3 separate regions of the Mus musculus genome follow, and all the other regions are linked to region 2. A link is a loop called in an ENCODE intact Hi-C map of the cell type or tissue named here. Cell type or tissue: heart. All regions are shown on one strand.

The links. A loop is a pair of places that touch in the nucleus more often than their neighbours do. Peaks named below come from ENCODE experiments on the same cell type or tissue, not always from the same donor. Only the 100,000 strongest peaks of a DNase experiment are listed, where the experiment ranks them.
Region 1: it touches region 2 in a loop (8-fold over the local background); 5 of 42 quality-filtered maps call a loop at or near these places.
Region 3: it touches region 2 in a loop (5-fold over the local background); 35 of 42 quality-filtered maps call a loop at or near these places.

The regions. Positions count from the first base shown.
Region 1 is chr11:103,148,550-103,156,549 of GRCm38, forward strand. No RefSeq gene overlaps it. Among named protein-coding and RNA genes, the nearest start is that of Gm51919, 18 kb to the right of the region's middle. In heart, no CTCF peak of the experiment used is centred here; no DNase peak of the experiment used is centred here.
Region 2 is chr11:102,897,820-102,905,819 of GRCm38, forward strand. It overlaps Kif18b (kinesin family member 18B), which reads right to left. Exons shown (of 16, transcript NM_197959.2): 16 at 7,699-8,000. Gm34560 (a long non-coding RNA gene) reads left to right here. Exons shown (of 3, transcript XR_880232.3): 1 at 1-901; 2 at 5,294-5,549; 3 at 6,342-6,657. Gm39395 (a long non-coding RNA gene) reads right to left here and starts at 4,282. Exons shown (of 2, transcript XR_880234.3): 1 at 2,948-4,282; 2 at 2,218-2,267. In heart, a CTCF peak has its summit at 3,177 (motif pointing right); a DNase peak (open chromatin) is centred at 3,172; H3K27ac peaks cover 400 bases; H3K27me3 peaks cover 1,342 bases.
Region 3 is chr11:102,989,443-102,997,442 of GRCm38, forward strand. Dcakd (dephospho-CoA kinase domain containing) reads right to left here. Exons shown (of 5, transcript NM_026551.3): 4 at 7,911-7,998; 5 at 4,614-5,730. The coding sequence ends at 5,439. It overlaps Gm34620 (a long non-coding RNA gene), which reads left to right and starts at 505. Exons shown (of 4, transcript XR_389059.4): 1 at 505-1,232; 2 at 2,103-2,322; 3 at 3,037-3,173; 4 at 6,037-8,000. In heart, CTCF peaks have their summits at 847, 3,706 (motif pointing left) and 7,676 (motif pointing right); DNase peaks (open chromatin) are centred at 1,039, 3,689, 7,119 and 7,749; H3K4me3 peaks cover 2,044 bases; H3K27ac peaks cover 1,850 bases; H3K27me3 peaks cover 2,955 bases.

The DNA of each region.
Region 1 (8,000 bases), 250 kb after region 2:
TATGTATGTATGTATGTATGTATGTATGTAGGTGTGTATGTAGAACTTTTTTTTTTGATTGATTGATGGTTGATATGGGAGGACCTTGCCCACCTTAGTTGGTTGCACATCTTTAATCTTAGAACTCGGGAGGCAATGACAGGGGGATCTCTAAGTTCCTCTAAGTTCAAGGCCAGCCTGGTCTACAGAGCAAGTTCCAGGACATTCAGAACTACTTAGAGAGACCCCCATCTTCAAAAAATGAGAAGGAGGAAGAAGAGGAGGGGAAGGAGGAGGAGGAGGAGGAGCCAAGCTGAATAAGCCACGAGGAGCAAGCTGGTAAGCAGCATTCCTCCAGGGTTCCTACCTCTGCCTCTGTGCCTGCTTAAGTGCCAGCCTCATAACGTCCCTCAGTGACTGAATAAACTTCTTCCTCCCCAAGTTGCTTTTGGTCATGGTCTATCACAGCAAACAAACAAAAAAACTAACAACAAAAAATAAAAATAAACTCGAAAAAAAAACCCAACAACAAACTAGAACACCTTTTTTTTTTTTTTTTTTTTTTTTTTTTTTGAGATAGGGTCTTACACTGTGACCTTGGACCACTCTAAGTTGGCTGGCCTGAGAGTTTCAGAGATCTTCATGTCTCTGTGCCAGGCAGTCCTAGGATTACAGGTTCTAGCTACTGTTAGGCTTTTAGAATGAGTGCTGGGGACCTGGACTCAAGGCCTCATGCATTTACAGCGAGTGCTTTACAAAGTTATGTTTCTAGCGACTTTAAAAGTCTTTTTAAACTTGTAGCCTTTTTTTTTTATCATTTACATTCTTATTTTGTGTGTGTGGGTATTTTACCTGTGTGTATGTCATTTATGGTGCTTGTGGAGGCCAAAAGAGGGAATCAGATCTCCTGGAACCAGAGTTATAGATGGTGATGAGCCACCCTCTAGGTGCTGGGAATCAAACCCAGGTTCTCTGAAAGAGCAGCCAGTGCTCTTAACCACTAAGGCATCTCTCCAGCCACACTTGTAACCACCTTTTACTACCACCCTTCATTTATGAAGCATTCCAGAGAGTTCTCCATGTTTTCTTTCACCTGTGCATCTTTGGGCCTGCTTAAGGGGGTGGGTCCCCACTTCACAGATGGGGAGACTGGGTTTCAGAGAACTGGATGAGCTTGCATAGAGACCCATGAAGAATAACTTGGTATACAAGCAACAAGTGACAATATTCAGCCCTTGCTAGAAGGCAGTCAGTACAGGTTGTGTGCCCTTCTTACCATTTGATCTCTATGGATGATCTGTAAGGGAAAAGGTTGAAGCCACCATAGTGGCTCTGCCTGTAATCTCAGCACTTTAGAGGCAGACACAGGAGGGTAAAGAAATCAAGCTCGCCTTTAGTAATTGGCTATGTGGTGAGTTCAAGGCCGGCCTTGGCCACACAACTAAAAGAAGAGGAAGAAGTTGAAACATGAGTACCCAAGGCCAAATGGTTAGTAAGAGAGATCCCAGCAGGCCAAGCAGTGGGTCAGTATCCCTCACTGGACAACTCAGTATAGTGACAACACACCTTTCTTGTCCCTCTGCTTTTCGACAGCAAGTCAGGCCTGCCTGTTTGTGGCTTCAGCAGAAGGTCCCGTCTGCCTCTGGTTGGGTGCTCAGATTGTACCCCAGGGCTTTGAGTGGTGCTAGGCCTTCAGGCCCTGTATAGGAGTGGTATACACTTGTACCCACTGAGCCATCTCTGGAGCCCTGGTCTGGAACCCTTGATCCTCCTCATCCATCCTTCTGAGACAGCAGCTAGGCCCAGCTATGGCCTGGACACTCAGTCCACAGTGTGGCAGTGTTGGGAGGTGGGACCCAGTGAGGGTTAGTCAGACCCGTGGGGCTCAGAATGCAGGGCTCTTGTAACCTATCATCAGTGGGAGTGGGGTTTCAAGGGAGTTTGAATGGGCTAAATTAGTTACGAGCTAGTCAGGGAATGAGCCAAACTGATGACATAGGCGTTAAATAATTTTTTAAAAGAGAAAAAGAAAAATGGCTTTTTATTTTATTTTATTTTATTTATTTTTTTTTTTTTTGGTTTTTTTGAGACAGGGTTTCTCAGTGTAGCCCTGGCTGTCCTGGAACTCACTCTGTAGACCAGGCTGGCCTCAAACTCAGAAATCCGCCTGCCTCTGTCTCCCAAGTGCTGGGATTAAAGGCGTGCACCACCACGCCCGGCCCCTCTTCAGCCTCCTGAGTGCTGTGTTTATGGGTACACGTCACCAAGCCAGGTTGTAACAGGATTCTTTGGTCTCTTCATGGGACAGAAACAGAGGTTCTCTGAGGCACAAGCTGATGAAAAGGGATGTATCGCAGGTTTATATGCTGCAAGAGACCCAGCGAGCCAGCTTCAGCACGCCGTCTTCGTAGGTAGACACACCACTACTTATAAGCACATTTTGTCTGCTACCGGGCCCCACGGGAGCAATGCAGCCTCTGAGAGAAGCATCACTCAAAACCCACTGAGCATACCCAGCTCTGATGGGGGCTTAGAGGAAAGCACACCAGCGCTGCCTGAGCCGCAGGCGGAGAGGGAGCCGCAGGCGGAGAGGGAGCCGCAGGCTAGGCATGCCAAATGTTTCATAGGCTTTGAAGGTGGTTATGAAGAAGAGAAACAGGTCTTCCTTCTGCGGCGCCTGATGACTTGGCCGAACCTCAATCGGGGTGAGTAGGTGGAGGGCTGTGAACATGGCCTCAGCCGGAGGAAGCCATGGAAAGCCTACCACAGCACAACCGTCCGAGGAGAAGATGTCACCCTCGCTGGCAGGCATGAAGGTGGGTTCTGCATTGGGTAACCCGAGGAAGGAAGAAGTGTAACTGTACTGAACTCGGACGGACATTGTCACAATGAACTTCCAGAGCACCCAAGCAGAGTTTCTGCATCTCGTCCTCTGATCACCAGCAGCTTCCCTACCAGCTAGGCTGAGATCAGTGAAACAGTTCCTCCTTTGCCCATTTGTCGGTCTAATAATTAAAATAAGTCTATTTATAGCCAGGCATGGTGGCGCATGCCTTTAATACCAGCACTTGGGAGGCAGAGGCAGGCAGATTTCTGAGTTTGTTATTGTTGTTTTGGTTGTTTTAAACAGTGTCTCACTGTATAGCCCAAGCTGGCTTGGAACTCCCAGTATAGACCAGGCTGGCCTCTCGAATTCACAGGAATGCCCTCTGCCTCTCCAGTGTTAGTATTAAAGGTGCGTGTTATGGTGTTTTGAGACAGGATCCCATTGTGTGGGCCCAGGCTTTCCCTGAACACGACCCCACTGTGTTGGTGCTGGCACAATAGACACAAGCTCTAGCTTTATTAACTTAATTTCCTCCTCCTCCTCCTCCTCCTTCTTCTAATTTTATTTAGTTTTTATTTATATGAATTCAGACACACCAGAATAGGGCATTGGATCCCATTACAGATGGTTGTGAGCCACCATGTGGTTGTTGGGAATTGAACTCAGGACCTCTGGAAGAGCAGTCAGTTCTCTTACCCGCTGAACCATCTCTCCAGCCCTTATTTCTTGTTCTAAATGGTTCCTACCACTATGTTCATTTTGCTTTTCTGAATACTTGATATTTGTGTGATTAGTCTATTTTGTAATTAAAGGAATTTAGCCAGATGTGGTGCTATAGGCGTGTAATCCCAGCTACTTGAAGGCTGAAGCAGAAGGATCTCAAACTCAAGGTTTGTTAGAACAAAAAGGGCCATATGTGTGTGTGTCTTGGGAGATGGCTCAGTGGGTCAAGCATTTCCCATATATGTATGAAGGTCGCAGCTCAGGATTTCCAGAATCCACATAAAAAGCTTAGAGGGTATGGAGGTCTACCTGTAATCCTAGCATATAGAAGGCAGAGGGAACAGGGAGCTGGCTAGCAAGGCTGGCTGGAACAGTCAGCTCCAAGTTCAGGGAGGGACCCTGCCTCAATATAGAAGAGGCAATGTAAGTGAAGAGACACTGATGTCAATCTCAGGCTCCCACAAACACACACACACACACACACACACACACACACACACACACGCCATGTGCACACAAAATTCTAAATGCAGAGTGGGTTTTATTGTAACAGGAAAGAAGGTACTGAAATTTTCGAATAGTTGGCTTACTTCATTTTTAAATGTGTGTGTGTGTGTGTGTGTGCCTGTGTATGTGTGTGTGTGTATTATGTATTAGAGACTAAATGGTCAATCTTAGGTATCATTCAAGACCATTCACCTCTTTTTCTTTTTCCCTCTTTTTATTTTTTTGGTTTTTCGAGACAGGGTTTCTCTGTGTAGCCCTGGCTGTCCTGGAACTCACTCTGTAGACCAGGCTGGCCTCGAACTCAGAAATCCTCCTGCCTCTGCCTCCCAAGTGCTGGGATTAAAGGCGTGTGCCACCACCGCCTGGCTCTAGTCTGCTCTCTTAATTGTGGCTGGCATAGTCTTGAACTTGTGATTCTCTTGTCTCTATTGCCCTAGAGCTGGGATTACAGACAAATGCCACCAGACCTGGCTCTGTCTGCTATGTGAGCAAACTTGTTTCACACTGGGGTTAAAGCTAGGGCTTTAATTACCCTATAACCTCTGTGTGTGGGGGTATGCTGGTATGGGGGTGTGGTGTACATGGTGGTCAGAGGGTAATATTATCTATATTTCTCAGCTACTCTCTACCTTGTTACTTTTTAAATTTTGATTTTAAAAGTATTTTAATTTTATATGTATATATGTGTGTGTGTGTGTATGTATGGGTAATTTGCCTACTTATATGTCTGTACATCATGTGTGTGCCTGGTGCCTGAGAAAGACAAAGAGGGCATCAGATCCCCTTTAACAGGAATTGTAAGGGTTGCAGACATTCGGGAATCACCTTATGGGTGCCACGTGGGTTTCAACCCAGGTCCTCTGGAAGAGCAATCTGTGTTCTGCCATTTTTTGACATTGTCTGTCTGTCTGTCTGTCTTTCTGTCTATCTATCCATCCATCTATCCAGATAATATGTGTGTGTATATATGTATATTTGAGGGGGGAGTTGTTTCTGTGTATAGCCCAGGCTGTCCTGGAACTCACTTTGTAGACCAGGCTGGCCTCGAACTCAGAAATCTGCCTGCCTCTGCCTCCCAAGTGCTGGGATTAAAAGTGTATGCTACTATGGCCAGCTTTATTTATTTTTAAGTTGTATTTTATTTTAATTTTGAGTGTGTGCCTGTGTGTGTCTGTGTGCATTTGTATGTGAGTGTTGTGTGCACACATGGGAACCAGAGGAGGGCATTGAGTGTCCTGCTCCATCTCTCTGCAGAATTCCTCAGAGACAGAGTCTCTCAAGAGTCACTGATCCTCCTGACTCTGCCTCCCCCCAGCCTAGGGTTCCCAGTGCATGTGACCACACCAGCTTCTTCTGTGGTGTCTGTGGATTTGAACTCATGTCCTCATGCTTATGTACCAGGTACCCTCCATCTCTTCAGCTGAGAGACAGTGTCTCTCATGAAACCTGGAGCTCACTTATTCAGATGGCCAAGAAGTCTTAGGCATCTTCCTGTCTCTACCTCTTGAGTTCTGAAATTATAGGGACAGGCCACTGTACAAGACTTTTGTTGTTGTTGATGTTGTCTGTGTGGGTTTTTTGTTTGTTTGTTTTGTTTCTGTTGTTGTTGCTGTTGTTTGTTTGTTTTGTTTTGTTTTTGTTGTTGTTTTTCAAGACAGGGTTTCTCTGTATATCCCTGGCTGTCCTGGAACTCACTTTGTAGACCAGGCTGGCCTCAAACTCAGAAATATGCCTGCCTCTGCCTCCCAAGTGCTGGGATTAAAGGCATGCGCCACCACGCCCGGCCTGTTGTTGTTGTTTTTCCAGACAGGGTTTCTTTGTGTAACCCTGGCTGTCCTGGAGCTCACTCTATAGACCAGGCTGGCCTCAAACTCAGAGATCCACTTGCCTCTGCCTCCCAAGTGCTGGGATTGAAGGAGTTCACCACCAACACCTGGCACACCAGGCTTTTTTTTTAATGTGAGTATTGGGGATTGGGTTCGGAGCCTCGTGCTTTCCAGGCACAAGAGAAAGAAATAAACTTCAGTATAAATAACTCGTAAGTCACCTGTAGAACTTGATGACTCTAAACACTGTGTCACCATACCTAAGGAAGAAATAGCGTCAGCACCCAGACCATTCCAAGCATGCCCTGCATTCCTGGGTCCCAAAGACCCTGCATTCAGATCCCTGCCTTAGATTAGTTGGCTGTTTTGGAACTTTCTATGAAAGTAAACAAGGTATTCCCATCTCTTACGGCTTCCTTTCCTTCCCTGTTGTTTGTAACATTTTTTCCTTGTTATGAATAGCGATGGTCTACTCAGTTCTATATTCTATATACTATATACTATATACTACATACTCTATTGTATGACTGTGCTAAAGCACAATTGCTTGAACATGATAAATGGCCCAGTGGGTAAAGGCTGCCAAGTCCTGTGACCCGAGTTTGAACCCTAGACCCTCATGGTCAAAGGAGAGAACCAAATCCCACAAGTTGTCCTCTGACCTCCACACATGGGCTGCTATGCACGTGCACACACACGCACACACACACACACCCATGCACACACACGCACACACACACACACCCATACACACACATACAAACACACACACATATACACACATACATACACACATACATACACACACACACATACACACATACATATACACACACACATACACACATACAATGAATACATTAAGTATGTTAAAAAATAATAATGTGGTCCTGGAGTGGTAGGTAGGGAACATCTTTAACCCTAATGCTTGGGAGGCAGAGGCAGGTACATTTCTTGAGTTCTTAGCCTGCCTGGTTTACATAGTGAGTTCCAGACCAGTAAGGCTACAGAGAGACACTGTCTCAAAACCAAACAAACAATTTAAGGCTGGGGCTGGATATGCCGGTTCTTGCTGGCTGGGCTTGTTAAGATGTACAGCTGTGAATATTCCTCTTCTCCTGGTTCTCATGGCTACCTTATATCTAGCAGTTGAATTTTGGGTTATCCTGTCTCTGCAGACATATTTTCAACTCTAAGAGAAACTGCCCCAGAGCCCCCATCCTCACTAGCTGAGTAGGAGAATTCTGCTTCTCAGCCTATCCAAAAGTAATGCTCTCTGTTTTTCTTTTCTTTCTAAAAAATTATTTATTCGTAGTGTTTTCATGAGTCTATGTATACCATGTTTGTGCCGGAACCCTCAGAGGCCAGAGGGTGTTAGATTCCTTGGAGTTAAAGGGAGCTGTGGACTGCCTGGCATGGGTGCTGGAAGCCCAGTGCGGTTCTGGAAGAGCAGTTAAGGGCTGAATCATCTCTCCAGGCCCCTCCCCCCGCTTTCGAGAGCCTCACTATGGTAGTGGTTATTATCTTTGGCTGGCCTGTAACTTAGAGACCCTCTTACCTCTGCTTCTTGAGTGCTAGGACTAAAGGCCTGGACTACCATGCCAGTCAACATTTAATTAATTAATCAATTAATTAGACAGAATCTCTTGTATCTCAGGTTGGTCTTGAACTTGCTATGTAGCTAAGAAAGACTTTACATTTTTGATTTTCCTTCTTCCTTGTTCCACATGCTGGCAGTACAGACATGTGATCCACCGTAGTATGGTATACGTGCCACCATGCCCAGTATATGCAATGGTGGGGCTCAAACCCAGGGCTTTCTGCGTGCTAGGCAAGCACTCTAATCCCTTGTTACATCTCCAGCTCCAGACATTGTTAGTTTCCTTCTAGTTGTCATTGCTTCCTCCTGTGTTTATTATTTTGGCACTGTGATAAATACACAAGAAAAACAACTTCAAGGGCAGAAATGACTTATTTTGGCTCACAGTTTCAGAGAGACCTCAGTCCATCATTCTTAGCTCTGTTGACTCTGGGTCTGTGGGAAGCAGGACGTTGTGGTGGTGGTGAGTGGTGGGGGTAGGCGGGCGCTGTTTACCTCACAGTGGGCAGGAAGCAGAAATGGAGGCAGAAACAGGATC
Region 2 (8,000 bases):
GGGATCAACCTATATTACAGTTTCCTGTGACCCCCATTCTCAACAGAGTCCTCTCCCCTGAATCTCTCCAACTCTATCTTCTCATTCCTGGAGTTCAGGAGTGGAGGGCTAAGGTTGGAGCCCTCTCTGTGACTCCAGGGTCAACTTGAGCCTCTGGCTGTGTGTTTAGAGTGCACGGCAGAAGGTATGCACGCAGATCCTAATAGGGTAAGACAGCAGGCTTCATTCCTGAGCCCCTCTGTGGCCTCTTATCCAGCCTAGTGGGCCATTTCTCCCTGATCCAGCTTCTCGTTGCCCCCCACCCCCCACCCCGAGCCTGGCCCCTGGCAGCCCCTGACAGAGTAGTTTTGAATGAGTTGGCTGTGCATGCTGGAGTCTTTCTTTCTGTAACACCCCGTCTTCCTGGGTACCCCTCATTCTCTCAGGAGATTTACCCCCTTTAAATTCCTACACACCAGGCCTCTGAGGGATATGTAGGTCCGGGAAACCAAACCCCACCCTCACCAATGGCGGGGAGGAGGCTGTTGCTGCTTGAGACTTCAGGCCCATCTATCTCTTCCACTCAGGTCCCTCTCCCAGGCGCCTTAGCCATCTGTGTCCTTGGGCTTCTGGAACACAGACAGCTCTGCTCCCCCCAACCCCTGCCTTCCTCTGCCCATGCTTGGGCTTCTGGTGTCTACTCCAGGGTACTCGCTGAATAGAGCCTTGTTCTCTGCCGCCAGTGAGGCATATGGCAAGGGCAGCCCCGTGGGCTGCTTTTATCCCAGGATGCCAGGATGTCAGCCCCGGGTGCAGTACAAGCTCCCAGCTCAATAGACTTCTCGGAAAGCATCGAAGGAGGCCTGGAGCACAGCGGGAAGCAGGCTGCGTGCCCACCCCTGACCATTATGTCTATGCCAAGGTGAGTCACTCGTGGGCACAAAAGGAGGTCCTGGGGGCTGACCAGCTCAGCACTGCCAGGTCTTCAGCTTACAGACAAGGCCTGGCTGCTTGCCCCCTCCCAGCGCTCAAGCCAGTTAAGACCCCTGAGTTCCTGTCATAGCAACAGCCTATACTCCATACCAGCGACATGGTATTTGTTTGAGCTTACAGTGGGCTGCTTGCTGAGGTTCTCCTAATGAGTCCCACCATAGGGAAGGGAAGAGCCCCTTAGGCTCCAGCCACATCTTCCCCAATCCTGAATAATGGCATAGTGAGGGAGATCTTGAGAGAGGTTGCCAGTGACCTTTAGACTGGACCTCATCATGTCCCCCTGTAGTTCATATGTGGATCAAGCAGGTATGGAATTCACAGAAAGCCAACTACCCTTTGGGGATTAAAGATTTGTGAGACCACCTTCTGCCTCTGGTGACTTTTCATACTTCTATAAGTTGGGAAGGTAAAGAGTAGGGGACTTTAAAGGAAGAGCCTTACTAGAGATTAGCCTTTAACTCAGGACACATCTCACAGAATAGGAGTGGCCCATCTTTCCAGGTATAAACAGAGTGGTTCTGAAGGAAAAAGATATGACGAGGGTAGGAAAGGTTTGTCAGCAACGCTGGAGAATCCCTCCTGTGTTAGTCAGGGTTCTCTAGTCACAGAATTTATGGAACGCCTCTATAGATTAAGGGACTTTATTGTGATGATGTACAGTCTGTAGTCCAACTAACCCAACAATGAGCAGCTGTGGATGGGAAGACCAAGGATCTAGTAGTTGCTCAGTCCCACCCACGAGGCTAGTTGTTTCAGCTGGTCTTCTGTAGAAGTAGGTTCCAACAGATGTGCTGGCACACCTGGATCTAGGACTTGCTTCGTCCCAGGCTGACCTTGAACTCAGAGATCTCCTTGCCGAGTCTTCTGGGATTAAAGGCATGTACTACCTTGCTTGGGTCTAAGCTTTTCATGGCCACTATGCCTCAAGATCTCCATGCCAAGATCCGGGTCAGAAACTGTGTCTTCCAGCCTTAAGCTCTGGATCACAGGTGTGCTCTCCAATTCTGGATTGTAGTTCATTCCAGACATAGTCAAATTGACAATCAGGAATAGCCACCACACCTCCTGTGTATGTAAGTTTGTTTCATTACCAGCCAAGGAGTTCTCCAGCGACTGTCCTACAAGCCCCTCCCTGGGATCCTGATGTAGGCCCAAGTCTCGTTTTAACCCCACTAGTCTTTCAGATCTTTGCTATGCTCTTTCAAAGGGTCTTTGTGCATAGAGACAAAAGAAAGACATTTCTGGTTGCAGTTGATGTACAAACTTTCATTATTAGTATTTTTATTACCCATTCACTGTAGAGAAACCAGAAAACACATATAAGCAATATAAATATTTAATTAGCCATACTTTTGCCACATGGAGATAAACATGGCCAGATTTTTCTATACAAATAAATACATTTTTTTCAAAACAAGCCCAGACTGCACCAATTATTTTGTAATTTGCTTTTCTTTCAACAATATGTTGTGAACATCTTTCTAAATCAATAAACATTTACCTCTATCATCGTTTTAACAGCTGTATTGCTTTCCACTCTCTGCTTTCATTTAACTAAGCTTACTGTTGCACAGCCAACAATTGTAAGCCTCTAACCAAGTCCCTAGCCCACGGCTCGCCATACCCATGTGTATCTGCCCCAGACAGGGACTTGGTAGGAAAACAGGCAGGCCTTCTGCCCTCCCCGTCACGGCTGGCGTTCCCATCCTCCTAGCCAGGCTCATGCCTCATCCTCTGGCTTCCCATTTTTCAACTTTCCCAAGCAGAACTCTCCAACACCAAAGCCTCAGGCCAAACTCCAGCAGACTTTTAGACTCCATGGCAGGGTGCTGTCAACCAAGGAGACAGATGCTTGGATACCTCACTACCGAGCCCACAGCCAAGCTGAGCTCAGCTTCAAGCCAGAGTGGGGATAAGATGGCCTCCTTGTGTCCCTCTTCGTGTACTAGAGTCTGAAAGATGATCGTTCACCTACCAGGCAAAGGGTCAACGCCTCCTGGGACAATCCCACTTCCGGTCTCAGCTCATAGGCACAGTTCCTGATGGTTCCCACAGACGCCAGTCCCACAAGTGGCCATGTAATTGGACTGTCACCTGTTGTACCTGCTTGTACACTCGCCCTGCCCAGTTTCAGTGCAGCGTGGTGGTGGGAATCAAGACTGGCTGAGGCTGAAGGAGGGGAATTGAGGTCTAGGGCCACTAGATGGCAGTGCTGAGCTGGTGGAAGAAACAGGGTTTCCTTCCTAGTGGTTTTTCCAAGGTATCCCTCGGCTGGTCATTCTGTTTTGTTTTTTGTTTTCCCTCAGCTGTGGCAGTGCCCTCTTGAGGAGAAAGCAACACTTTGGTTCTTTGGAGGCTGTGACGTTTTAGATGACACTATCTCTGATTCTCCATTTCCCTATCTGTGAAATGAGGACTCCAAGAACATAGTGAGGATTGTTAGTGAGAGAGACTCACAGCAGGCACCGATGACAAGCCACTGCGTCCATGCCAATAACGCCTCCTCCTATTTACCATATTTCAGTGTTTCTATGATGGGTTGGCCAGGAGGGGCAGGAACTTGAGTGAAGGCTGCCAAGTCCTACTGCCTCCTTGGGAGTATGTGAGACCCTTCCAAGGAAGACCACATGGGCGTGTGGCTACAACACTGGGTAAAGAGAGTGGGAGTCAATGCCATTTCCTCCTAGACCTCTGTTGGTGGCTTCAGGTCCTACAGGGGACTTAGGTGGGTTCTTGTTATTTCTTTGTTGTTACTGTTGGTTTGTGAGACAGACTTATATACCCCAGGCTGGCCTTAGACTTGCTATGCATGTAGTTAAGGATGACTGTGAACTTGTGATCCTCCTGCCTCCACCTCTTGGGTGCTGGGATTCCTTGTGTGCACCACCATGCCTGCTTTACTCGATGCTGGGGCTCAAACCTAAGGTAACGGCCGTGCCTGTTAGAAAGGACTGTCTACAACCACAGCCCAGCTCCACGTTTTCTTCAAACTGTGTGGAGTCTGAAGTAGATGTTGCTCCCCTCTAACCCACTTTCTTGCCCTCCTAGTCTCCCAGTGGGTAACTGTTCTCGCTTGCCTTCCCTAGACTTGAGGTTCTCAACTTCATAGGATTCCAGAAACTTTTGGTGTGTTAATAACTTTCATGCTTGGGTGCCCTGTGCAGTTCTGCCTGAGTCCTCCCGGGAAGATGAGCTGAGTCTTCCCCTACAGGTGGGGATTTCCTGATGCTAGTATCTTGTCATCCCCTTCAGATCAGGGTCTATTCCACCCAGATCAAGATGCCACAATAGGACTAGCTTCTTCTTTTTTTTTAAAAAAAAATTATCTATTATTATATCTATGTACACTGTAGCTACCTTCAGATGCACCAGAAAAGGGCATCAGATCTCATTACGGATGGTTGTGAGCCACAATGTAGTTGCTGGGATTTGAACTCAGGACCTTCAGAAGAGCAGTCGGTGCTCTTAACCACTGAGCCATCTCTCCAGCTTCTCACCCATGCAAGTATAAGGGCTGTCTCTGTCTTCACTTGGAGAGGACCTCCTGCCTCAGAGCAGGGACCATTCACTCTCCCACCTATAGCCTGTGCCCCAGACAGGTTCTGCTGACTAGAAATCAGCTTCCGTAGCTGCAGAATAATCCTAGACTGGACTCCAGAATCCTTTCTTCTTCCTCCTTGGGGCGCCGCCTCTTTCCCTTGGTGGTGTCATCAGCTCATTTACTTCCACGGGTCCTGGGGCCAGGCAGCTGTGGCAGGGTTAATAAGCTCAGGCCCTTTCTCTCTCGCCTTTCACAGCCCCAGCCAGACCCACTCCAGCTTGTCCTTTACCTCCTGGTCTCTTACCCTGAGATCTACTTTTTAATTGCTTTCCCAGTCTGCTTTGCGCCTTCTCCCCACATTGCCTCCCCCTGCCTTGGGTACCTCAGGGAGGGTGATGGGCAGGGACCAGATGTGGCCCTGATGGGAGAAAAGGGCTGATAACCACCATTTCCAGCCTAGCAGCCCTCCAAGTAGATAGGATGAACCAATGGATGGGGCTGTGCCTAGCAGAGGAGAGCCTTGAGGCTTAATTGAAAACTACTGCTCTACCAGAGGACCCAAGTTCAATTCCCAGCACCCTCGTGTCAGCTCACAACTATCTGTAATTCCTGTTCCAGGGGATCTGACATACTCACATAGACATACATACAGTCAAAACACCAACACACATGAAATAAAAACAAATAATCAGAAAACACAGTTCTCAGACTCCTCGGGGTAAATCTGGTCTCTTCCTCCCTCAACATTTATCCCCAGCTGTCCTGTATTCCTCTTCACAGAACTATGGCAAGCCAGCATGGCAGGACATGCCTTTGGCCAGAGGATCACTTTGAGTTCCAGGCCAGCTTGGTCTACATAATGAGTTCCAAGACAGACAGCACTCCATAGACAGATCCTGTCTCAAGGAAACAAGCAAGCAAGCACACAAATACAAAAAAAGTATGAAAGTCCAGACCACATGATTCTATCTGGTACCAGGAACCCTCAAGCAGAGGCCAGAGCCATGAGAGCATTGCAGGAAGACTCTGGAAACAGGTGAGTGGGACTCCAGGACAGAACTCATGAATTAACTGCCAAGGAGAGTCCCCAGGTTGGAAATCTGGGAAGCGGAAGGCTACATGCAGGAGAAACTCAGAAGGTAGATTTTGCTGTTTATTTCAGCACAGGGATAGATGCCAGCCCTTCTTCTACCACAGAGATCTTCATCTCTTGGTCAGAAGCCTGATTTAATGAACTGGGTAGAAATGTATACTCCCACGGCAGGTCCAGATTTGAGCCCCGGTGTGAGCAAGTGGGTGGCTATAGGGGATGTGTGGAGTGACAGAATTTCTAAACTCACAGGAGCAGGGCCGGGATGGTGCAGGGAGAGGTGGGTCTATGGTGGACAGGGAGGCATTGATTACCATGTCTTGTGGATGACTCTATGAAAGAACAATCCAATCTCAGAGTCTCACCGCTCATGCAAGTCAGACGGAAGCTGGATATCAGCTTGCCACCCTCCTGCAGTCCCAACTGCCTATGGCATGCAGGACACCACACGGCAAGCTCTCAGCCTGACCTCCTGTGATTGAGGGCAGGAGATGCGTATGCTTAGTCCCCATCAGCCCAGAGTCTTTGTACAATTTTATGGGTCCCCCGAGAGCACACTTTGTACCACGGAGCCACAAATGTTTGCCAAGTGAATGGCTAGCTGCTGAACATCCTTGTCAAGAGTGACCTCTCCCACTGTCAGGCTGCCCCCAGCCTGGGCAAACTCTGCCTCATGCAAGAAACTTATTGTACAGAATATGCCCTCCTAACCCTGGTTTCTGGTTGCCTTGCCCCAAGCCGACTGCCTCTGCACCCAAAGGGTGGTAGCGATGACCAGAAGGGGTAATGTATGTGAAGACCCCAGGAAATGGAGAAGTTATTCCATCGGAATCTAGCCATCACTCAGCAAGGCCTCCTGAAGGGAAAGCGCTGTGCCAAGCTGCCATGGGATACAGATGTGCATCTGTGATGGCTTCGAGGGAGCTGTGGTACACAGGGGAGCAAACTCATTAAGACTAATTGGAGAGGCGGGAACCCTGTGCCTGAGAGAGAGAAATGATGTCTGTTCACTTCAAAAAAGGAAGCCGTCCTGTTATGTAAAAATCAGAATGTGTGCTGGAGGTGGTCCATTTTGTCTCTTATCCATCTCGCTGGGGCAGCATGCGCTCTGGGATGCTGGCTGGGAGTGGCAGCAGAGATGCTTATCAACCTGCTTTTCCTCCCTGTCCCAACACAGGACAGAACTGAGCAGGAGGGGCCCAGGCAGGCAGAGGGTGACTGCTCCCCAGAACAGCAGGAACTCCTGAGGCTGGCAGCATTATTTACACACTACTCACACATGTGCTAAATACCCTTAAAATGTTGGTTTTCAGGAGCAAGTTCAACACAAGCTCCTGTAATTTTGTTTACACTATTAATTCACTCAGCCAACCATGTCTTCACGGGGAGAACAGAGATAACCATGTTGAATTGCTGTGCGAGCCAGTGAGTGGGAAGGAATGTGGAGGGAGGGGAGGCGCAGGCTGCATGGCCTCTGGCTAGGATTCACTGGGAGCCTTACTTCAAATTTTGGTACTACCCAAAAGGCCATTCCTGACAGCACGATGAGCGACCCCTACGGTTATAGCATGAGCATCCAAATGAGATTTCTTTTAAATCTACCCGGGGTGCGGGGATCCTGAAATGAGGAAAATCTTTTGTGTGCAGACAACATTTATGCCATTGTGTGTGTGTGTGTGTGTGTGTGTGTGTGTGTGATCAGAGGACAACTGTGGAGTGAGCTCTGGGATTGAACTCAGGTTGTCAGGCCTGCAAAACCAGAGCCTTTACCTGCCTACCCATCTCCCAGGCCCAGGAAGAGGACAGTTACTGGAGTGAGGAGCCCAGCACAGTCCCAGACCAAAAGGCTGTAGGAGGCCAGGCAGGTGTTGTTTTCTGGATTTTTAGGATGCAAGCATGCTAAGCAAGCACCCTACCACTGGGCTACAGGCTAGGTGTTCCCTGATGATTCCTTTCACCTTAGATAGCAAAAGTTGGCTTCTAATTCCTGATCCTCTTGCTTCAGCTTCAACACGTGCTGAGCTCACAGGCGTGTGCCACCACACCCAGCTTCAGCTTCAAGTCTTCAAGGTAAGAAAGAAAAATCAGCACTAACTTTCCAGAGTGTAGAAGGAAGAAGACACCAAAGACAGAGATGTTTATTATTACAGCCAAAATATATATATATATATATATATATATATAGGCATACACCTATGTGTATACATATAAATACAATACATGTGAATGTGGAGAAGCCAAAGATGAGAAGGATGCCTAACTACCGACACAACCAGCTAGCATTTAGACCTAAGGCTCTATCCTCACAGTCCCCTCTCTCCTTACATTCTGAATGTATGCTGTGTTTAGCACCAGGAGAGCTAAGCCGGCATTTGTCAGCAACCCTCTTGTCCTCAT
Region 3 (8,000 bases), 92 kb after region 2:
CCTCAAATTTACTATCACTGAGGGTGACCTTGAACTTCTGATTCTCCTGCGTGCCGGATGTAGCGATAACAGGCCGGAACCACTAGTTTTATGCATTGCTGGGGATCGAACCTAGGACTTAATGTATACTAGGGAAGCACTCTACCCACTGAGCTACATACAGCCCAGCAGAGGAGTACAGGAACCCACAGTCCCCAAGCACGACACAGCACTTTAGTGATGTTGATCGTGCCTGCTGAAGGTTAAGCCCCCTAATCACAGATGGAGAAACCCAGGCTCAGAGAAAATACGCCCCCCTAGATCATTCATTCCGGAAGTGGACTTGCTAGGATTGAGGCTAGACGCTGTGACCCAAAGTCCTTTGAAATTCCAACCTCCCAGGATATCCCCATTGTACAAGCTCAGGGGTGGCACCAGGGTCCAGACAGCGCAGGGCGCAGTGGGAATCAGCAATAAGGACTCTCTCGGGGAACTTTTCACATTGAAAATCTGTTCCCTAGCGGCCACGGGTGATGTATGGCTGGAGCTGATGAGAAACGTGCGGTGGAATGGAGACCGGCGGCGCGGGCGGCCCACGCGGGGGCAGCGCGGCATTGAGATTCCGCAGGGCGCGGGGGGCGGCGCAGGCCCTGACACGGGCCGGGTAATTGATCTGGAGGTGCCAATTTGCAGCAACTAAATATTTGGTTTCTGCTTCTGCCTGCTCCTCGCTCTGCTCAAACAAACTTCAATTAAAAGCGATAAGCAAGCGTGGGGAGGCAGCGCGCCCGGGTCCCCACGGCCGGATCGATGGCACCGAGCCTGCGGGCTGCCGAGCGCCTAGCGGCGGGCGGTAGGCACCTCCTTATGAGGGCAGGATCGGCGCCCTCTTTCGGATCGCCGAGCACTGGGCGCACGGCCCGGGAGAGGCTGCGCCAGAGGGGGCACCTCAGAGAGCCCAGAAGCACCAAACCATGGTCACAAACAGAACCAGCCCAGACACCTCCGCCCCGATGTCTGAGCTTGCACACTACAACTGAGGCCTTGGAAGAAGGGCTCCCTGGGCGCTGACCCTGCTCTCCGGATGCATCTCAGCAGAGTAACTTTGAAGATGACCTCAATTGTGTTCTCTCTGCATCTTCTTCCAGAATCCCAGGTTCCTATTCCCTGCCCACGGCTGCCCATCTGTCTACCACTGAGTGGGCCAAAGAGCTGCAGGTGAAGCCTTTAATCCCAGCACTCGGGATGCAGAGGTAGGCAGCTCCCTCTGAGTTTGAGGCCAGCCTAGTGTACAGAGTGAGTTCCAGGACAGCCAGGGCCACACCAGTGAAATCCACGCCAGGCCCGCACCGAAGGAGAGCAGAAGAGAGGTTTTGGAATTGGAAGGCGAAGCATCTGGGGGTGGGGGTGGGGGTGGGGGTGGGGGTGGGGGTGGGGGTGGGGTAGCTATAACTTGGAGAAAGGGATGGATCACTTGTCACAGTACTTCTGGGGTTCCAGATAAACAGCCACAATGGCCGTTCACTGAGGACTGGGGCCCATAGACTAGTTTCTGCCCCTCAAGTACTGCTCAGTACTTTGTGGGGAATGCCCCATGACAGAAAAGGGGAGCTCTTCATCGGGGACTGGGAGATGGAGGCAGAGGCTCTGTGGTATGGGCTACTGAAGGGTGGCTGAAGACATTTCTGGGGGGAACTAGGGGAGGGAGGGATGGAGGGAGGGAGGGAGGGAGGGAGGGAATGGGGTTGGCAGAGGGGCATCCAAGTGAGCTCAGATCTTGGCAGACAGAGTGGAGGCCACTTGGTGTCCTTTCCCAGGAGCCTGAGGTGGGACCCCTGGCAGGAGGGTTGGGGAGGTGAGGAGGACCCCCGCCTCCCACACTTCCATGGTCCACCTTTTAGACTGAAAGGCTGGCTACATTTTTTTTTTAATCCATTAGCCAAGTCAGGGTATTCTAATATTCGAAGCCTCCCCTATTCTCCTATGCTGGGGCTGTCTGTGGAATTGCAGGTTTGTAGGCCCTCAGAGTTTTGTAGGGTCCCGAGTGCCACCCCGTCCTATTCTCCAGTTCTCTCTGGAGCAGATGGGTCTTATCTGTGGCTCTCCATCTTCCTCATCTCCAGGCAAAAGCCCTGAAGCACAATACTTCGCCTCAGGAATCATCCCCGTGGGCCTTTAGCCTCTGTGTTTCTCTATGGCTTGGGGCACCAATCTCCCCGCAAAAAAAGCTGGATCCAGACAGAGCTCTGCGTGAGGCTGAGGAAGGACCTGCGGCTGAGGACCCGCAGCTGGTGTCCTCAAGAGACTTCCCACCCACCCCCTTCCTGTGCTTCCTGCTCAGGGGTATGTGTGTGTGAGAGAGTGGGGATCGGCTGCAGGCTCCCTGCCTTCAGCCGGAAGCCCCTTCCCTGCCCGCACGTCCATCGGAAGCCTGCTCTCGCTCCGTCCCCCAGCCCCCCTTCCCGGAGGGCTGAGCTGTGGTGGAGCTAAATGATTCCCTGTAATTGGCCGGCAATCCAGCCGCCCGACTTGTTCTATCGACATGCTGGTTAGCTGGAAATTGTATTGGAATCTGAGTGATGGGGAAGGGAGGGGGTGGAGAGCAAGGAGAGGCGGCTCTGGGTCCCAGCTGGGTGCAGCTTCAGACAACAGCCGCATCCTCCCTTCCCTGAGGGGAGCAGGACACCACATCTCATTACCTTCACTCGGCCTCTCTGGCCATCTTCAAGGGCCTCTCCTGGCCATCCATGCAACCCCCCCTCGCCTGCAGTCATTTCTGCCGCCCAGTCCTGGAGATCGAGTGCCTTTGTGAAACAAGGGCCCCTGGGGAAAGACACTATCCTCCTGTCCAGTTACTCCCAAGCTTTCTCTTGCCCTGCCCCTTGTCCCATAGGATAGAGAAGTCATCTGAAGAGTTGTCAGTTAGGGCAGATAAAGGTGTCAGTACATCATCGTTGGGAATCCAGAATGGTGCTCACAGCACTGGGTTGCACCTGCCTCCACCCACCTCTGAAACCCGTGTAAATTCTGCCCCTACATCACCCACACCGTTTGCAGAACTGGGAAGATTTGAAGATGATACAGGCTGTGCTTTGGTCAAGTGCAAACCCATGATTAACCTTGGGCAAGTTGGACCAGGAGAGGGAAGCAGCTTTAGGGGCTGCCTGCATCCTTCAACGCTTGCCAAGAAGCAGGTGAGTGTGTGCACACAGCATCCTCCTGCTCCTCTTAGGGTGGTTGAAGCCCAAGCTAGGAACTGTGGCCCAGGGACAGGAGGAAGAGACAGACAGAGGCAAGATCTGGCTGGGCAACTCAATGGTGTCTAACCTCGTAATCTTGCTTTAGCTTCTCTAAGGCTGGGATTCCCAGCACGCACTTCTGCTCCGAGACTCCCATCTGAGACTTTTTGTTTTGTTTTGTTTTGTTTTGTTTTGTTTTTTTGTTTTTTCAAGACAGGGCTTCTCTGTATAACCTTGGCTGTCCTGGAACTCACTTTGTAGACCAGGCTGGCCTCGAACTCAGAAATCCACCTGCCCCTGCCTCCCAAATGCTGGGATTAAAGGCGTGGGCCCGGCGAGACTTTTTAATTGTTGCTCAGGATCAGAGAGGCTCTGAGGCAGTCTACTGTCCTGGGGGTGGGGGTGGGGGGTAAAGTTAAGGGCTCCGGCTTGGGCCCAGATCCAGGCTTGAGTGAGTGCTGCCACCTGCTGGCCACAGGGGAGGACACCTGCTCTGGAGAGGCACAGGTCCAGTGAGCCAGCCATTCCCCAAAGCCACCTTAGCCAGTGGTCAGGAGGGCAGCTGAGGTGTGGCCAGGGCCAGCACACAGCTACACTAGCTTCTGCACACCTTCCAGACCAGTCTGCTCTCACGCTCTGCATCATCTTAGATGCAGTTTAGAGAGGGGCTGAGGAAGTTCCTGCTTGAATTCCAAGGTTTTGCAAAGGTTTTTACTGTCCTCAACTTATCATGCAGAAACCAAAGGTAAGGAGACAGAGCTGGACCCCAGACCTGGGTCTCTGGCTCCTCCTGAGAGGGGACTCAAAGTCTGCAGTTCCGAGTCTGCACTCTCCTAACCAAATCCCTTGGTGGTCTGCTGTACACGCAGTGTCCCGCACTCCACAGGATTCCAGGATGGGTCTCTCAGTTACAGGGCACCGCTGGGGTTCACAACTCTGCTCTGCCAGGTTTCTGCTCGACCCCACCCACCCGAGGGAGCAGGCCACTGTGACACTCTGTGAGTGACAGCTCTTCACTGACCGTCCCAGCCCTTTTTTGTTGCTTGGAAATGTGCGGGGAGCTAATGAGCTGCTCTCCGAGGCTTAGGCAGCTCTGTGAAAGGGGCATTAAGAATGGCCACTGCTGCCTTCACATTAGTCACACTCATTTTTGGCCTTAATAGGCTGCTGCGAACAAGATCTACACATCAGCAGGTCTGTAGACGCCGGCCGGGAAGGCTGATGTCTGCACCGGTCTAATTGGGTTGGGGAAGAAAAAAAGCAGACCTGTGGCGAGTGTATGTGATCTCCCCACGGCTCCACCGACTTCCCAGAGGTGCACAGGTCTGACTAGAGTCCTATGCTTAGGCCCCCTCAGTGTGAACAAAGGCCAAGTGGAATTCAGTGGACATTTTAGAGCAATTCCATTTATTGAGCACCTGTGGGGCAGGCTGTGGTACACTAGAGTGGAGATGAATCGGCCCTGCCATCTAGAGGCGTACAGTCTGGGAGAACCCAACCAGGTTACGCGTTATTCTCTCGTGGATTTGGATGAGACAGGAAGGTGATCTCTATAGCACCTAACTCAGTCTGGGGCTGCTGGAGCCTGACCTGGGGCAGCCAGGGGTAAGATACTGCAGGGCAGGGAGCATGTGGGGAAGGCACAGAGGTAGGAGAGCTTGGGGCCTGGGGAATGCCGAGAGCACGGGGTGGTGGCTAGCTGTGAGGAAAGCTCCATCAGAAGCTGGACTGCTCCAAAGGGCTCTGCTCGACCCAGCCACGGCACGCCCAGGAGGAGAACCACACTGCACACAGGAGAGCTCTATTTGAAGGAGGCCTTCAGTCTGGAAGGATTTGCTGTGGTCCACTAGACAGCTTGTGGCCATGATGCGGCAGATGCTCTGGAAAGGTTCAAGCCCAAGACACTTTTGGCTACACAGTCGTAACCATAGGGAGAGCCGCAGAGCCTGCTAACCGCTGGTTTCCTGCCACCATGGATGTTGTTCTGCAGTGGTAGTTAGGAATGGTAGGGCTCGGGTGGGGTGGGGTGTCGGTGTGTGTGTGTGGGGCGCGGGGGGTAGTGGGCTTCTTTTGCTGAGTCCCAGACTGGTTACACTCCAAAGCCGCCCCACCGCAGGGGCCAGTCTCAGAGTCAAGAGAGTTGTAGTGTTGTGGACATGGTACCTAACTCAGGCCTCCAAGGAGAAGGAAGCCTAAGGCTTGCTGCCTGGGTGTACCCAGCTAGGGGGAAGGGAGGAGGTAACGGGTGAGCAGGTAGAGGAGACTGGCGATGCCTGCGAGGCCCGTCAGGAACCCAAGCCGCAGCGGCAGATACTCCATGGAGCGTTCCAGCTTGGCGTGCAGGAGGATGGCCTGGCGTCTGGTGAGGCTCCACTCGCCCGAGTTGTCCAGAACGTGATTGGCCATGCGGGCCTTGTCCTTCAGGGGCAGCTGGGCGTTGATCCTCGCCTCTGCATCCTCCCGGTTCAGGTTGTTCCGCTTCATCAGCCGCGCCAGCTGTGTATCACGGTCACTGAGGGCAGAGCAAACGTGACCATGGATCCCAGCCTCCCTCTCCAGGGCAAGATTCAGCAGTGGGCAGCTAGGTCTGGCCCAATTTGGAACAGAGGCCAAGGCAGCACCTTCCCTTAGGAGACTCCCTCTCTTGTAGCCACACAGAACGGTGACAAGTCCTATACAGCAGGGCCCCTCGTCCTATCAACCAGTAGACCTCTGACAAGAGCAGGAGAGAGGGCTGTAGCCCTTGTTCTCCACGATCTAGGCCTTTCTGCCTGCCAATCAGCCTGAGTTTTCCTTGGGACAATTTTTACCATTCCAGGCCTTTATTTGCAACCAGAGAAAACAGAAGAGAGCCAGACATGAGAGGAGCCTTCTCTATGAAAGCCAACCTCACTACAGAGGACGCAAGCTTTAAATGCCACACGTCTATGGCTGGGGAGCCTGAAGGAGAATGGAGACGGCTGTCAGCTGCTTGGAAGTACACCCACCCTCCCAAAAGTGTGGTGCAGAACAGAGAGGCCCGGGCTTCGGGCTGTGACGGTGACACTTGATTCTGTTATGGCTGTGTTTTCCTTTACTCCTCCCCTGTCTTCTCAGAAGCATCACAGATCACACAGGTCCAGTCTCTGTAGGAAGAACTCCAGGCGGCCTCACAAGGTATAGCTCCTCCTGGTGACTAGCAAGCAGTCTAACATTCCTCTTCCGTCCCTACATACAGTTTTTTAAGAGCTTTGTTTTCTGAGCGTTTTTGCCTACATGTATGTAAGGGCATCAGGTGTGTGCTTGGAAGCCAAAAGGAGTCAGATTCCCCGGGGCTGGAGTTAAGGATGTAGTGAGTTACCATGTGGAGGCTGGGTCCTCTGAACAGCAAGTGCTCTTAAATGCTAAGCGATCCCTCCAGTCCCCTAACTTTGTTATTAAGGCACAGAAAATCCGAGGACTTCACAGGGCCCTCCTGGGCTCAGCTGGTATCCTCTACAACAGAATAAAGAACCCAGACAGGGCAGGGATATAGCTTAGCTTTCAGAGCACTTGCTAACATATGCAAAGCTCTGGGTTCTATAGTCATAGCCACTAAAAACAAGACGAGCCAGGGAGACTGAAGTTTACACAGGGAAGCCCAGCCCTGGGGAGGACCTGATAGGATGTCTGCATCCCAGTACCAGGCTCGGGGGATTCAGGCTGAGCTGAGACACCTGAGGTGAGGGTAAGGCAGCCCTCAGGCACGAGCGAGCCTTTCCGTGTACGAGGAGCCTCCCACACACCAACCCCTTGAGAACCACCTTGTGCTGAAAATGCCTGCAGACCCAAGGCCCACCTATGTGTCTGCCACACTTGTGGATGACATCTGGGAAGTCTCTGGAAAGCAGACACGCCCTGCAGCCTCATCCACTCTCACCCGAAGGGACTGTGTGACTCATTTCTCTGGCAGCTTGATTCTCCTGTTTGCCAAACCTGAATTCTGATTTTCTTCCTGTCCTGGGGGAATCTGAGAATGAAGCTCCTTCCTCGGGTGGCTTCTGACAGCTGCCTCCACAGCTCTGTTCTGGGTGCTACCAATGGATGATCTTCAACAAAGTTTCCAACTGCCTCCACTTCCATGTTACCTCTCTAAGTCACCAGTGCCCCTGCCATGAGTACTTCACGCTAAAGAAGTTGTTTGAAAATATGTGACACCCCGGGCAGTGGTGGCGCACGCCTTTAATCCCAGCACTCGGGAGGCAGAGGCAGGCGGATTTCTGAGTTCGAGGCCAGCCTGGTCTACAAAGTGAGTTCCAGGACAGCCAGGGCTACACAGAGAAACCCTGTCTTGAAAAACCAAAAAATTAAAAATTAAAAAAAAAAAAGAAGAAGAAAATATGTGACCTGCTCTAGGAGGAAGAAGGGAGCCAGTGAGTAACAGGGTGGCCAGAAGCAAACCCAGGCAGCCCAACTGAAATGTCTCCAACAGCCAGCAGGGAGAACCCTTCCCAAACACCACAGAAGCCTGGGCCGCTCTTACTCACACCCACCCCAGGTGCGTCAGGACCAGATACAAAGGCTGGTGTCTGTAGGCTTGCTTGGGCAACACTACCCCAACCCACTTAGTGCTTTGGCCACCCCCTGAGAAAGGTGTACAGGGATGTTTTCCAGGTACACCTTACTCTAAGGTCCTTCCCGGCCCCCATGCGCCAGGCTCCGCTTCACACTCACCAGTACACTACCACTGTGTGCTTCATATACTTGAGCAGCTTCTTGGTCTCAAACAGGAGGGGGATGTCCAGAATCACGTATCGGTAGCCT